Linked DNA regions of Homo sapiens: region 1 is linked to region 2. A link is a contact called in ENCODE Hi-C or POLR2A ChIA-PET data. All regions are on one chromosome and are shown on one strand. The core of a region is the stretch at or near the end of the contact, and the rest is flanking DNA. Distances in the headings are between cores, read along the strand shown. Region 1 holds the start of RSKR (ribosomal protein S6 kinase related). Region 2 holds the start of SLC46A1 (solute carrier family 46 member 1).

The links. Hi-C counts contacts between places; a loop is a spot of excess contacts on that map. ChIA-PET counts read pairs that join two places held with the same protein, here RNA polymerase II (POLR2A). Pooled maps may share reads with other maps.
Region 1: a loop to region 2 is called in a pooled map, with 2.3 times the contacts of the local background. The contact joins the promoter of RSKR here to the promoter of SLC46A1 in region 2. A Hi-C loop is called at or near these places in 2 of 50 pooled maps. POLR2A ChIA-PET finds 5 or more read pairs at or near these places in 3 of 52 experiments (Panc1, WTC11 and activated T-cell).

Annotation. Positions count from the first base shown.
Region 1 is chr17:28,610,586-28,616,651 of GRCh38, forward strand. RSKR (ribosomal protein S6 kinase related) reads right to left here and starts at 3,600. Exons shown (of 12, transcript NM_001174103.2): 1 at 3,502-3,600; 2 at 2,855-3,103; 3 at 2,677-2,760; 4 at 2,493-2,561; 5 at 2,033-2,102; 6 at 1,677-1,781; 7 at 1,459-1,499; 8 at 1,183-1,210; 9 at 982-1,071; 10 at 808-896; 11 at 558-668; 12 at 1-114. The coding sequence starts at 3,576. BLTP2 (bridge-like lipid transfer protein family member 2) reads right to left here. Exons shown (of 39, transcript NM_014680.5): 35 at 6,033-6,066; 36 at 5,794-5,924; 37 at 5,511-5,612; 38 at 5,079-5,213; 39 at 3,861-4,661. The coding sequence ends at 4,479. It overlaps SPAG5-AS1 (SPAG5 antisense RNA 1), which reads left to right. Exons shown (of 3, transcript NR_040012.1): 3 at 5,700-6,066. RefSeq lists an enhancer at 765-1,964.
Region 2 is chr17:28,404,891-28,410,826 of GRCh38, forward strand. SLC46A1 (solute carrier family 46 member 1) reads right to left here and starts at 1,322. Exons shown (of 5, transcript NM_080669.6): 1 at 997-1,322; 2 at 1-578. The coding sequence starts at 1,224. It overlaps LOC124903964 (a long non-coding RNA gene), which reads left to right and starts at 5,812. Exons shown (of 2, transcript XR_007065688.1): 1 at 5,812-5,936. RefSeq lists enhancers at 1-336, 3,477-4,317 and silencers at 804-963, 1,164-1,503.

The sequences.
Region 1 (6,066 bases), core at 2,350-4,849, 210 kb after region 2:
GTTCACTGGCTGCTTCTGTAGGAGCTCTGGGTCGAAGGCCACACCCCGAAAGAAAGGGTGGACCTGGAAGTGATGCAGATAACGTAGACGATGGAGGGGGTTCTGGCATAAGAGCTGAAGGAAAATAGAGCATGAAGGATGAGTGACTAGGACAGGACAGGCCTGAACAGAAAGGATGGAAAAGAAGAAAGAAGTTCATGGAGCTGTGGAGGGTAGGAATAAGAACCCTGAAGAGTAGATGATTTGTAAAAGAGGGAGAAATAGAGGCTAATTTGGGGCAAAGGTGGGAATAAGGAGCTGTGCTTGTGAGTTTTCAGATGAGTGTACAGTGTTCCACTCTCTCAGAAGGGACCTCTCTGTTCTAGATGGGGAGGAGATTTGGGGGACCAGGAACTTAGGAATGTGACTCAGTACAGCTTAGATGGCAAGTAGTTAGGTAGTTAAGTTGGAGCCCCCTCAAAAAAACTGATGAGAGGAATGGGGAAAAATCACTTTAATGAAGGCAGGAGAGCATTAATGGTTTCGTAGCCAAGAAGGAAAGCAGTGCTCATCCTTACCTCATGGAGCAGGAGTGAGAGGCCCTGGTTAAGAGAAGCTGGGATCTCAGAGTCACTGTGGGTCACACTTGCCAACATGGCCACATGATCTCTCTCTGCAGCCACTGGAAACTGAGTTAAGAGGTAGGGAGTGGAGGTAGGGGTAGGGGTTCATTCCTTAGTAGGAATACGGCAAGATTTCCTAAGGTCTTCCTTCTTCCCACCACAAGGCAAAGCTCTTCTCTGCCCAAAACTACTACTATTCTCTCACCTTTCCAGTCGCCAGAGAGAAAAGCAAGACACCCAGGGACCACCAATCAGCAGCATGGTTGTAAGGTCCTCCACTTAGGACCTCTGGGGCTACAGATTTCAAAGATACTCATCACAGACATCCTTTAGCTATCCTCCTGCCCAATGCTTACCCATCAGCTTTAACCTCTCTCACCCATGTACTGAAGAGTGCCACAGATAGTGTAGGCTTGAGCTCCCTGGGGCACGTGGCGGGACAGACCAAAGTCTGTCAGTTTCAGATGGCCTATGAAAGAAGGTAAGGCAACTGCACCACTGTTCCACCCATCATCAGCCATGATTTATTCCCAAACCAAAGTACCTCTCATCCTGGGGCTAAGGAAGGAAAAAGACTTACCTCGTTCATCTAGAAGAATATTCTCCATCTGAAAGATCACAGGTGAGAAGTAATTCTTCCTCTTCCTTTCAACTCTCTTTCATCATGTATACACCCCAGCTGAAGGTGATGCCCTACTCAGCACTCAAATCTATACTCAGAGAGCCCTTCCCCAAATCCTTGGCACCCATGGGGGCCCCAATGTCTACAGTTCTCAGCTCCCTAACTTCTTGGACTTGTTGGCACTTCTTATTGAGACTCTTTCTCAGACAAAGGGAAAAAAGCACTTAACTCTACCTTCACATCTCGATGCATGATGCCCAAGTCATGGAGATAACCTGTGGATAACAAGTATGGGGTATGCTGCAGCTTTTCTGTCCTTTCCAGTTTCCCTAGTAGCCCTCATCCCATCCCTATCCTATTCTTTAACTTCCATTATTAATATTAATTTTTTACTCTCCTTCTTCCGAACTTAAATCTTCCCTCCCCATTTCCTTTACCACTGTTTCACTTACACAGTACCAGCACCAACTCGGCAGCAAAGAGACGGATGGAAGCCTCAGGAAAGCAGCCAACAGCCGACCAAAGGGAGTACAGATCTGTGCTGCAGTAGCTACACACTGCAAAGCCAGTGTGGAGCTACATACATTGCCAGAAGTCTAGGCAATGTTTGGGAGCTGCAATGCCTGGGCTCAAGGCATTGTAGGCCTCCTGCCCAAACTGATACCACCTGCTGTTCCCCTCCCTTTGGGACAGAGAGGTGCCATGAGAAGGGGGACAGAGCAAAGGCAGAACAAGCCAAAGAGGTAATCTCAGGTGGGGAACATGGTACAAAGACCCTGGGGGATGAGGAGAGAGTCCAGTCACTCACTAATGAAAAGGTGCCGTTTTCCCTGCCAGCTGTCCCCCAAGCTGTGTACAAAGGGATGGTTGATCTGTCGCTAGGAACAAAGAAAACAGGAAGTTAGGGAGGAACAGGGTCATTGAGAATAAAGGCAGCTGAGAAATCAGGTTTTACCCAGATGTGCAGAGGGGGAACTGCTGCCTCACCTCTCAGTTCAGAGGAACTCAATATTTGGAACTGACTATCTGGTAATCCTAGAACCAGCAAATACTAAGGAATACACTGGGACATGCTTCAGAGATTTCCCTAGTAGGACATGGGAAAACTGTGTTGAGAGCTGATACTTTTCCCAGGATCTACTTTAGTGTTAAACTAGGCTGAAGCAGATGGATGAGGCAGAACCAGGAAAAGAAGGTGGGCAAGAAAGGTACTTTCCCTACCTGTGGCCTAGCTCTTCCCACAATCCTTTCCAGGACTCTGTGCATACCTGGATGCTAACCTCCTCTTTGCACTGCCTCACGGTATCCCTCTGTAGGACCTTTACCTTGGGCACCACCTATAAAAGGAGAGTAGTGATGACTCATAGATAGTGCTATTGAATTGTTTATTCCTCCCAACCTCTCTGGAATCAAGATTGGAAACAGAGACTAATGTGGTATCTACGCCCCTACCTTCACTGCAAATACAGCTTTCTGGGTGCAATCTAGCACCTTGAGGACAGTTCCAAAGGAGCCTTTAGCCACGAGGCCTAAAATCTGTACAGAGGAATGGAGAACAGGCCAGTTGAGACTGGTCATTTTTAACTTCTCCCAAAGACTGAGACCCCACTCAGGGATTCCACTGACTTACCTTCAGCTGCTGCTGCCCCCTAATGGGCCTAATGGGAAACTCTGGTAGAAAGAGGTTGATGAACTGAGGCACTGGCCACTCTGGCAGAGGCTTCTCTACCAGTACTGGGGCTGGCTTTAGGGATTCCTGGTGCAGATAGTGGTGCCCCCGTAGTTCCCAGAGTTCTTCCAGATCTGACCTGATGGTTCCCAAACCTGTCCAGAGGCTCTTCCAGCCTCGGGCCCAGGGACCCCGGATGTTGCCACCCTGCTGAGAACCAAGGGAGCCACTCTAAACTTTCTGCTCCTGAGGCATAGCAGGTTCCACCCATCTTACTAGGCACTCCCTCCCCTTAAGTCTCAACCCCTAGAGGTACATTTTTGAGCATGAGGCAAAATTCCCATTACCCTTGCTTTGTGCTAAGCCCCAGATTTCCTGGGCACAATTCAAATCCTCTAGGAAAATAATTGTTGGACATTTTCACCATGACGCATTAAGAGTACAGCCTGCACCTCAGTATTGGGCTGTGATGCTTTCATAGTACAGCCTCCCTGCCCCACCCCCACATTGGGTAATCACTTCCATGCTCCTAACCAGGAACTTCCCAGGACTCAAGCCCATGTCTCCCTCTCCTCCCCTCAGTAGGCTGCCAGAGCCCCACAGCCTACCTTGTGAGGGACAGCCACCCGGGTGTGTTCCCCCTGCTGGGTGTGCTGCCCCTGCCGACAGCTTACTGCTCCCATTCCCAGCCTCTGCCTCCTCTCTCTGCTAAATCTGCTGTCCCAGTTATATAAGCAATTCCTCTCCCTGATGCTGCGTGACACGAGCCCCGCCTCTTCCAGTCTGCAGAAACCCATCAGCATGGGGCCAGAGTCACACTAGGACTAGAAATTTCTGTGATACAGCTTCAGGGCAGAGGAAGGAAGGGGCCACCCTCAGAGTGGCAGCTGCAGGATGTTCTGGGTTGATGAGGGAGGAATACACAGATTGAATGCATGCACTCAACACACACACACAAAAATGAGCATCAAATTTAAAATATCTTTTTTTTTCTCTTTAAATCATTTTGCCATTCTCCAGGGTATATCCTACGGGGAAGGGTAGGGGACCCATGGCCAGCCCTGGCTCCTACTGCCATCCTCCCAAGTGAACTTAGCACAGAGACTGGGGAGGGGTTGACCCCCACTCCAGAACACCAATACCTCTTTCAAACATGACAGTGGAGTGAGGATCAGAGGATCAGCCCCCTCCCGTTTCCTGGCACAGAGGAAGGACAGTTACACTTAGAAATATATATATAATATATATATATTTATATATGTCTATAAAAATTTATCACACTTGATCAGGACTATCCCCCTACCCTTTCACTTGACCCCAAGGGAATAGGGTCCTGCCCTGGGCCCATTCCCTGGGTCTTGCTCTCTTGTTGCCTCTCTGGCCCTGAGCCTGATCAGTGTGAGACAGAACTCAGCATTACTGTCCACCATGCCCTGCAGCGAACAGACCAGGTGCTGAAGAGTGATGCCTATGGGCTCTGACACCCACAAATCCTCGTGGATAACGGGAAGCCCCTCCCACCCCACAAGTCCCTGGAGCCTGAGCCAGAGTCAGATCCTGTACTGCAGCCACTCGAATCGCCAAATCATTTGCGCCTGCCAAAGATGGACTTCTTGCCAGGGTTCTTGTCGCCCACACTTAAACCAATGAGGAGCCGGGCTTTCTCCTCCTCTTCCTGCTGTTGCATGTTCAGGTCCGATTTAGTTTCTAGCTTTCCCCGGACCTCAGAGCCTGTTGCAGACTTCAGCCTTAGCTTCTCTTTGATTACCTGGCAGATTGGAGAGGAGTAAAAGAAAATGTAAATATTAGTGGGCAGGCAGAATAAATCAAAATGAACCAAGACAATAAAGATTTATTAAACACATCCAAGGCACAATGGGGCAATTCACATACAATGGTCTCTGCTTTCAAGAAGCTTACAGTCTAATTATAACCCCTTCTAAACTTTAGGTTGTGTTAGCTCTCAGTTCCCTAAAATCAATGGTGCTATACGAAACACTCAGTAAACACTGAATTTAATAATCTGAGTGAGGTCATGGAGAGGGTAGGCATAGAAGCCACTCACTTCATGCACCTGCCCCTTCCCAAGGATATTTATTCATGGATTCTAAAATGAAAGGCTCCTGAAAAGAGGATCTGCCTGCCAGCCCCATTAGCCAAACAGCCATGAGCCCTGGCGGGATACCTGGGCAACCAGGGCTTTGCGGCTGTCCCTTTTGACAGCCATGGCAAAGTCTAGCCATGTCCATGTGTTGTTGTGGTACTCCAGACAGGGCAGCACCAGGTTAAGGTCACCCCAGTCCACACTGTTCTTCTCACCCTGTAAGAGGAGGGGGAGGGGAAAGAAAAAAAGAGGGGTGGGGAATACATCAGCTGCCATTTTGAGTCCCAGCCAGCCACTTGAGTGCCAAGTCCTACAATAGTAACCTACAGATACTGATTTCCCCTTACCTCAGCCTCGTAATGATGCTGACTCTTGAGGGGAGCAGAGGGAACAGCAGATTTATCACCCACAGCTCAGCATCACAAACAACCTAGCTGTCTCCCTGTATAGAATCTCTGATCTTATCTGGTTCCCTTCCCACCCTGTTCTACAAAGTGCTTGAGAGGTGCAGACCTTGTAGCTGACACACAGTGGAACCTGTGGAATCTTTATGTAGATGAAGGAGTTGTTCATGGCAGCTCGCTCTTTCATCTTGTCAATGTCATCCACAGGGTGCTAAGAAAGGCAGGCAAGGAGTGTGAGCCCTGAATCCATCAGAAGAAACTCAGGACCCCAAACATCTCCCTCTTCTTTTATCCCTAGAATGGACTTAGAGGAAACCGAAGAAATCCCAAGCCACACCAAACAGGACCTCAAGACTCTCCCATTTTTCTATCATCAGGGGCATGTTTGGTACCTCTGGCGATTTGCGAAATGACCTTCTGACCCCAGAACTCCGAGTCAAACCCTGTGCCACACCCTTCCCAGGGCCCAGTGGTACTGCATCATCTGTTGCAATCAGCTGCCGAGGCTTCACCACTGGTATTCCTATGAAAAAGCAAGTGTACCAGCTGTCATCCATCCTCGTTCTGAAGTCTCAGCTGTCTTTGGGGTTGCTACCCTATTCTTCTGGGGCTCCACCATAAAAGTTCTCACCAGTAGTCACCAGTTTGGACTTATCCTCTTCATC
Region 2 (5,936 bases), core at 72-2,571:
AGGGCTAAATGTTTCCTGGACTTCTCTGGGGCGGGAGCCACATAGAGCTGGACAATGGATCGGTGGTGACGGAACGTGAAGAGCCGGGTGGACTTTGGCTCCTTTAAGGTCTCACCAAAGCAGAAAGCTGCATAGAGAGTCATGGCTATCAGCAAGGCCAAGGCCAGCCAGAAGGGGTTGGCATAACCCTGGGCCCGGAGCCAGTGGCCCCCGAGGAGGCTTGCCAGCATCCCAGCCACCCCGATGCTGGCTTCCAGCAGGGCCATCCGGAAGGTGCGGCTGCGACTGGAGCTGACATCTGCCACGGACGCAAAGCTAGCAGCCAGAAGGCCACCGAAGTCGCCGAGGAGGGCACAAAGGATGCGACCCAGCACGAAGTAGCCGACGTGGAGCTGCAGCTGCACCACAAAAACGGACACTAGGGCCTGGAGCAGCAGGCCCAGCGAGGCCAGCACTAGCAGCGGGCGGCGGCCCACACTGTCGCTCCAAGCTCCCAGCAGGGTGGACGAGAAGAGCCCCACCAGGAAGCCGCCCACGTTCATGTAGAGGGTCCAGTGGGAGGTAAGGGTCTCCACTTCCTGTAGGGGCACAATGACCAGGGTGCGGTTCCTCACTCTGGGTTCCACAATCCCCAAATCCTCGCCATCCCGGGAGCTACAGGGATGAGGACTTCCTTTGGAGCCCTAAACCTCAGAGAATCTTAGCACAGCTTTCAAAATCTGCCAGTGGAGAGGGGGAAGGACATGGACCAAGGCCCCATTCCCTTTCCTTTCCCCCCCCTTTTGTTAACCTGCAAGGCCAGACTTTAGCTCAGCTTTTCGCATCCCACCCGCTGAGGTTCTCGGTCAGGCCCCTTTGCTCTGGTCCCGCCCACCATCCAAAATGCACCCTCCCTCCAGTTACCCGCCACTACCATTACGCAGGCCCCGCCCCTCCGCTGCCCCCACGCTCCAGACCAGGGCCCTCCACCTGCCAGGCTCCTCGCCGCCCCGCTACCTGCATGGTGGGGTCCGCGCTGCGGTTGCTGCAGCCCCCCCTTTGGCGGGTGCCATTGTAGCCGAGGTCGGCGCTGAAGCGGTGCCACAGATACTGCGTGGTGAGCGGGCCCTGCAGGACCAAGGCAAAGTTGGCCAGGAAGACCAGCGGCTCTACCGGGCCCCGGCACAGCACGGCAGCCGCAGGGCGGGCGCGGGGCTTTTCCGGGGGGCTCGCGCTCCCCTCCATGTGCGTGCGCGGCGGAGCTGTCGCCAGGCGGGCGGCGGGGCGCGCGAGCGACTCGCTGCCTGGGACCAGCGACGCGTGGCGTGGGGCTTGCGCTGTCTGCGCCTGCGCCCGGCGTCCCTCCTTAAATGTCCGGCGGGGAGGGGCCTGTGACCTGAGGCCACCGGACTCTCGCCGCGGGTGCACCTGGCTGGGCGTGGGCCAGCGAGGGGCCCGGCACCCCCAGCCCGCGGGATGACCTCACCTGTAAAGTGTGCGTAGACACCGCCCTGCAGCCCTCCCTCCCGGCCCAGACACACCACAGATAACAAGAATATCAACAATTAACATGTATTGACCACTTACTATGTGCTGGGCACGGTATTAAACCCTTTTTGTGCGTTGGTCTCCCGATAACTCTACAGGCTAGCCAATATTAACCATCGCTATCTACCGCTGAGGAAACGAGGTCATCGGGTACTCAAGGCAGAGCTGGAAGAGCACATGACTCCTGATGCTGCTGATGTTCTGCGCTGTAACAGAGAGGCAGCTGGAGAGGATCGGAGTGGGCTGAGCCCAGCTGCCTGGGTTGGAGCACCTAGGCTCTGCCACTACCTTCGGCATGCCACTTACCACCCTGAGCCTCTGTTTTTTCATCTGTAAAATGGAGTTGCTAACAAAACATGTCTCAAAAAGTTGTGGAAAAGCAGTGTCTGGTATATTCAAAGTGCTATTATTGCTATTAACAGGCTGTCACGTCTGGGAGTGGTGGCTCACACCTGTAATCCCAGCACTTTTGGAGGCTGAGGCGCATGGATCGCTTGAACCCAGGAGTTCGAGACCAATCTGGGCAACATGGTAAAACCCTGTCTCTACAAAAAATACACAAAAATTAGCCAGGCGTAGTAGCAGATACCTGTAGTCCCAGGTACTCGGGTGGCTGAGGTGGGAGGATCAATTGAGCCCAGGAGGCAGAGGTTGCAGTGGGCTGAGATCGCACCACTGCACTCCAGCCTGGGTGACAGAGCAAGACCCTGTCTCAAAAAATATAAAATAAAAATAAAATAAAAAACAAGCTGTCACTTGCTCCACTCCTGCCCTAGGATCTTTTCCTGGGAAACTAGTCTTGTTTCTGGGGTCAGGCAGGGCCTGGCTCTGCAGTTCCCTTAGAGAAGATGGGGGAGGGCCTGGGAGGTCCTTGGGTGTGAACCTATGCTCCTGGGTGGCTCCCATTATAGGAATTAGGCCAGAAGGCAGTCACCTGCTCTGCTGCTGAGGAGGTCAGACCCTGTCTGGGCCTCTGTTTTATTGCCTGTAAAAAGGAACAGCATTACCTTCCTTACTCCCCTATCTTTCATTCATTCAGCTCATTTACTGAGTGCCCCTTACGTGCCAGGCACTGTGCTGGGGGACTCCGGGACCACAACAGGAAAGGAAATAGACAAAGCCCTCACCAGGCCCGTTAGTTTCTAGAATGGTGGGAGAGGAAAAATAGTCAAAGAATCCTACTAATTGATACAAAATTCCAACCGTGGAAAATAGTTTTGAACTCCAAGGGTGCTAATTCAGGGGCTGGAGGTAGGGGGAGCAGAATCAGGAAAGGCCACCTTCCCTGAGAACAGAGCAGCTGAGTGGGTTTCTGGAGGCAGGTCCTGACAGGCCTGATTCTTGGGAGGATGGATGGCTCCAATTCTGGCCACTGTGACTGTGCCTGGGCCTGTTGGAGCTTGTTAGCTACCCCACCTCCCCTGAGCCAGGAGTCCGAGACTCAGGATGGGTAGGTGCTGGCTAGATACTAGTGAACTGAATAACCTCCCCCTGCAAGCTGCCCCCACCTGTGGTCCCCTAGAGAGAGGAAATTCCACATTAAACATTCAAGCCTCTGGATTGGCTCCACTCTCCTCCCTCCCCTTCCAACTCCTCCCTACCACTTACACAAAAGCTTGGCCCAGTTAGGTCAGCTGCAGTGAGGGAGGGGTACTTGGCTAAATCCTTGGAATTATTTCTTAGATAAAGAACTAAGGCTAGGAGAGGCCAAGGTCCCTCATCAGGAATGGGACAGGGTGTGGCTCATCCCAGAGCCAGAGCCTGCAGTACCCACTAGGGTAGAGGTCTTTTCTAACTCCTTGAAAACAGCTGCAATCAGGTCACTGGCCTGCTCAAAACCATCCTGGGCTTTCCATTTCGCTCAGTGAGAGCCAAGTCCTTATGAGAGCCCTAAGGCCACCTACCTCTTCTCTGTCCCTCTCCCCTGCTTTGTCCCCCTCAATCCTTGTGCTCAAGCCATGCTGGCCTCCTGCTTTAGGGCCTTTACACTTGCGGTAACTACTACCTAGAATGCTCTTCTGGATATCTGCCTGGCCGGCTCCCTCACTTCCTTCAAGTCTCCACTAAAATGTCACCTGACCCTCCTATATAAGCAACTTCCCTCCTTCCTTGCTTCCTGGCACTCCCTAATCCTTTACCCTGTTTCATTTTTTTCCATAGTGTTTATCACCATCTGAATTATAACTTTCTGGTTTCTTTGTTGTCCATCTCCCTTTACTAGAGGTCATGATGGCAGGGACTTTGTTTTTTCATCACTACCATATCCCCAGCATCTAGAATAGTGCCTGGCGTGTGGTAGATGCTCAAAAGACGATCGCTGAATGAACTCTCAGTCTCAAGGAGAGGAGATTCCGCAGCTGGAGTCCCAGAGCATGTGGAGAGGGTTGCCAATGTTGAGCTGCACTGTGGAGTCCAGAGCCCAAGAATCTCCACCTAGAAGGAAGCTGAGAAATCACATCTCCACCCATCCAACCATTTAAAAGACAGGGAAACTGAGGTCCAGAGGGAAAGGTGACTTACCCAGAGAGAGCTAAAAAGTCCTGCCTGTCAAATTTCTACAGGAAAGGAGAAGCTATTGCAAAGGAAAAGATCTGTAGACTTATTTCCATCAGAACATAAAGCCTTAATTCAAAGGCAAATGACAAACAAAGTCATTTGTTTGTCATTAAAAGAAAGAAAAATCTTTCTTTTAAAATATGGCCGGGCGCAGTGACTCATGCCTGTAATCCCAGTACTTTGGGAGGCCGAGGCGGGTGGATCACCTGAGGTCAGGAGTTCAAGACCAGCCTCAACATGGAGAAACCCCATCTCTACTAAAAATACAAAATTAGCCGGGCGTGGTGGTACATGCCTGTAATCCCAGCTACTCGGGAGGCTAAGGCAGGAGAATTGCTTGAACCCGGGAGGTGGAGGTTACGGTGAGCCGAGATCATGCCATTGCACTCCAGCTTGGGCAACAAGAGCGAAACTCCATCTCAAAAAAATAAAATAAAATAAAATAAAATATGACAAAGGGTTACTATTTTAACTATATGTGATAATAACCTGAAGATCCCTCCCTCAGTAAACAGATAAAAACCAAGCACTGAGAGGTTGTAACACAGAACATGCATGTGAGACACACAAATGAGCTCTTCTCCAGCTTCTGAATAGTGAGAAAAACACTGTGCCTTTGATCTTGTTCTTTGCAGCCAACACATTAGCAATGATTTTGTTTAAAATGAGAATGCTCAAAGCTGGTAAGGCTACAGTGAAACAAATACTGCTGAAGGAGTGTAAATACACCCTTTCAGGAAAAAATTTGGTAGCCTTTAATCAAGACCCTTGAAGCCTCTAATTCTACATGTAGGTCTCTATCTAAAGGAAATAGTCTCAAGTACAGAAAAAAGCCTTATGTGCTAAGATATTCTCCCATAACATTATATTGACAAGAGTAAAAAAAAAAAAAAAAAGATAAACAACCTATGTGTCCAACAGTAGCGAAATGGCTGAGTAAATTATAGTCTATCCACTCCATGAATATGAGTCATTAAAATGATATGTTCAAAGAGATTATAATAATATGGAAAACTGCTTACATAATAATTTGTATGTAGAAAAAACAGAGAGCTTGTTTATGTGGTATGGTCATAGGCATAGAAAAGAATTGCACTGAGTAAAGACTGGAAACCATGGCACCAATATATTAACAGAAGTCCTCTCTGCGTGGTAGTAGGGTTAGGTAAGATTCTCTTTTCTTCTATTTAAAATGTTTTCAACCCTTCTGATATAAACAGATATAAACATATGTTTTAATCATGGAAAACATAAACATTTTAAAAATCTGATGATACTCCTCTCCTTCAAATGTATTCTGGCTCAATTGCCAAATATCAGCTTCATGCTCCTTGATGTTCTGGAGACATCACTAGGAGCTGACTTTTATTGAAGCAGGCAGCACCATACTGAGGGCATTACATACATTATCTTACTGAATCCTGACTACAGCCTTATGAGATAGGTATTACAATTTTTTTTTCTTTGAGATGGAGTTTCACTCTTGTTGCCCAGTCTGGAGTGCAATGGCGTGATCTCGGCTCACTGCAATCTCTGCCTCCCAGGTTCAAGCGATTCTCCTGCCTTGGCTTCCCAAGTAGCTGGGATTACAGGCATGTGCCGGGACACCTGGCTAATTTTGTATTTTTAGTAGAGACAGGGTTTCACCATGTTGGTCACGCTGGTGTCAAACTGCTGACCTCAAGTGATCCGCCCACCTCGGCCTCCCAAAGTGCTGGGATTACAGGTGTGAGCTACCGCGCCCGGCCAGGTATTATTATTTTTACAGATGATGTAACTACAGCATAGAGGGATGAAGGGAAATGGTTTTTCTCACTCTGGGTACAGGTTTTCTTTTCCTTACACCTACCTGT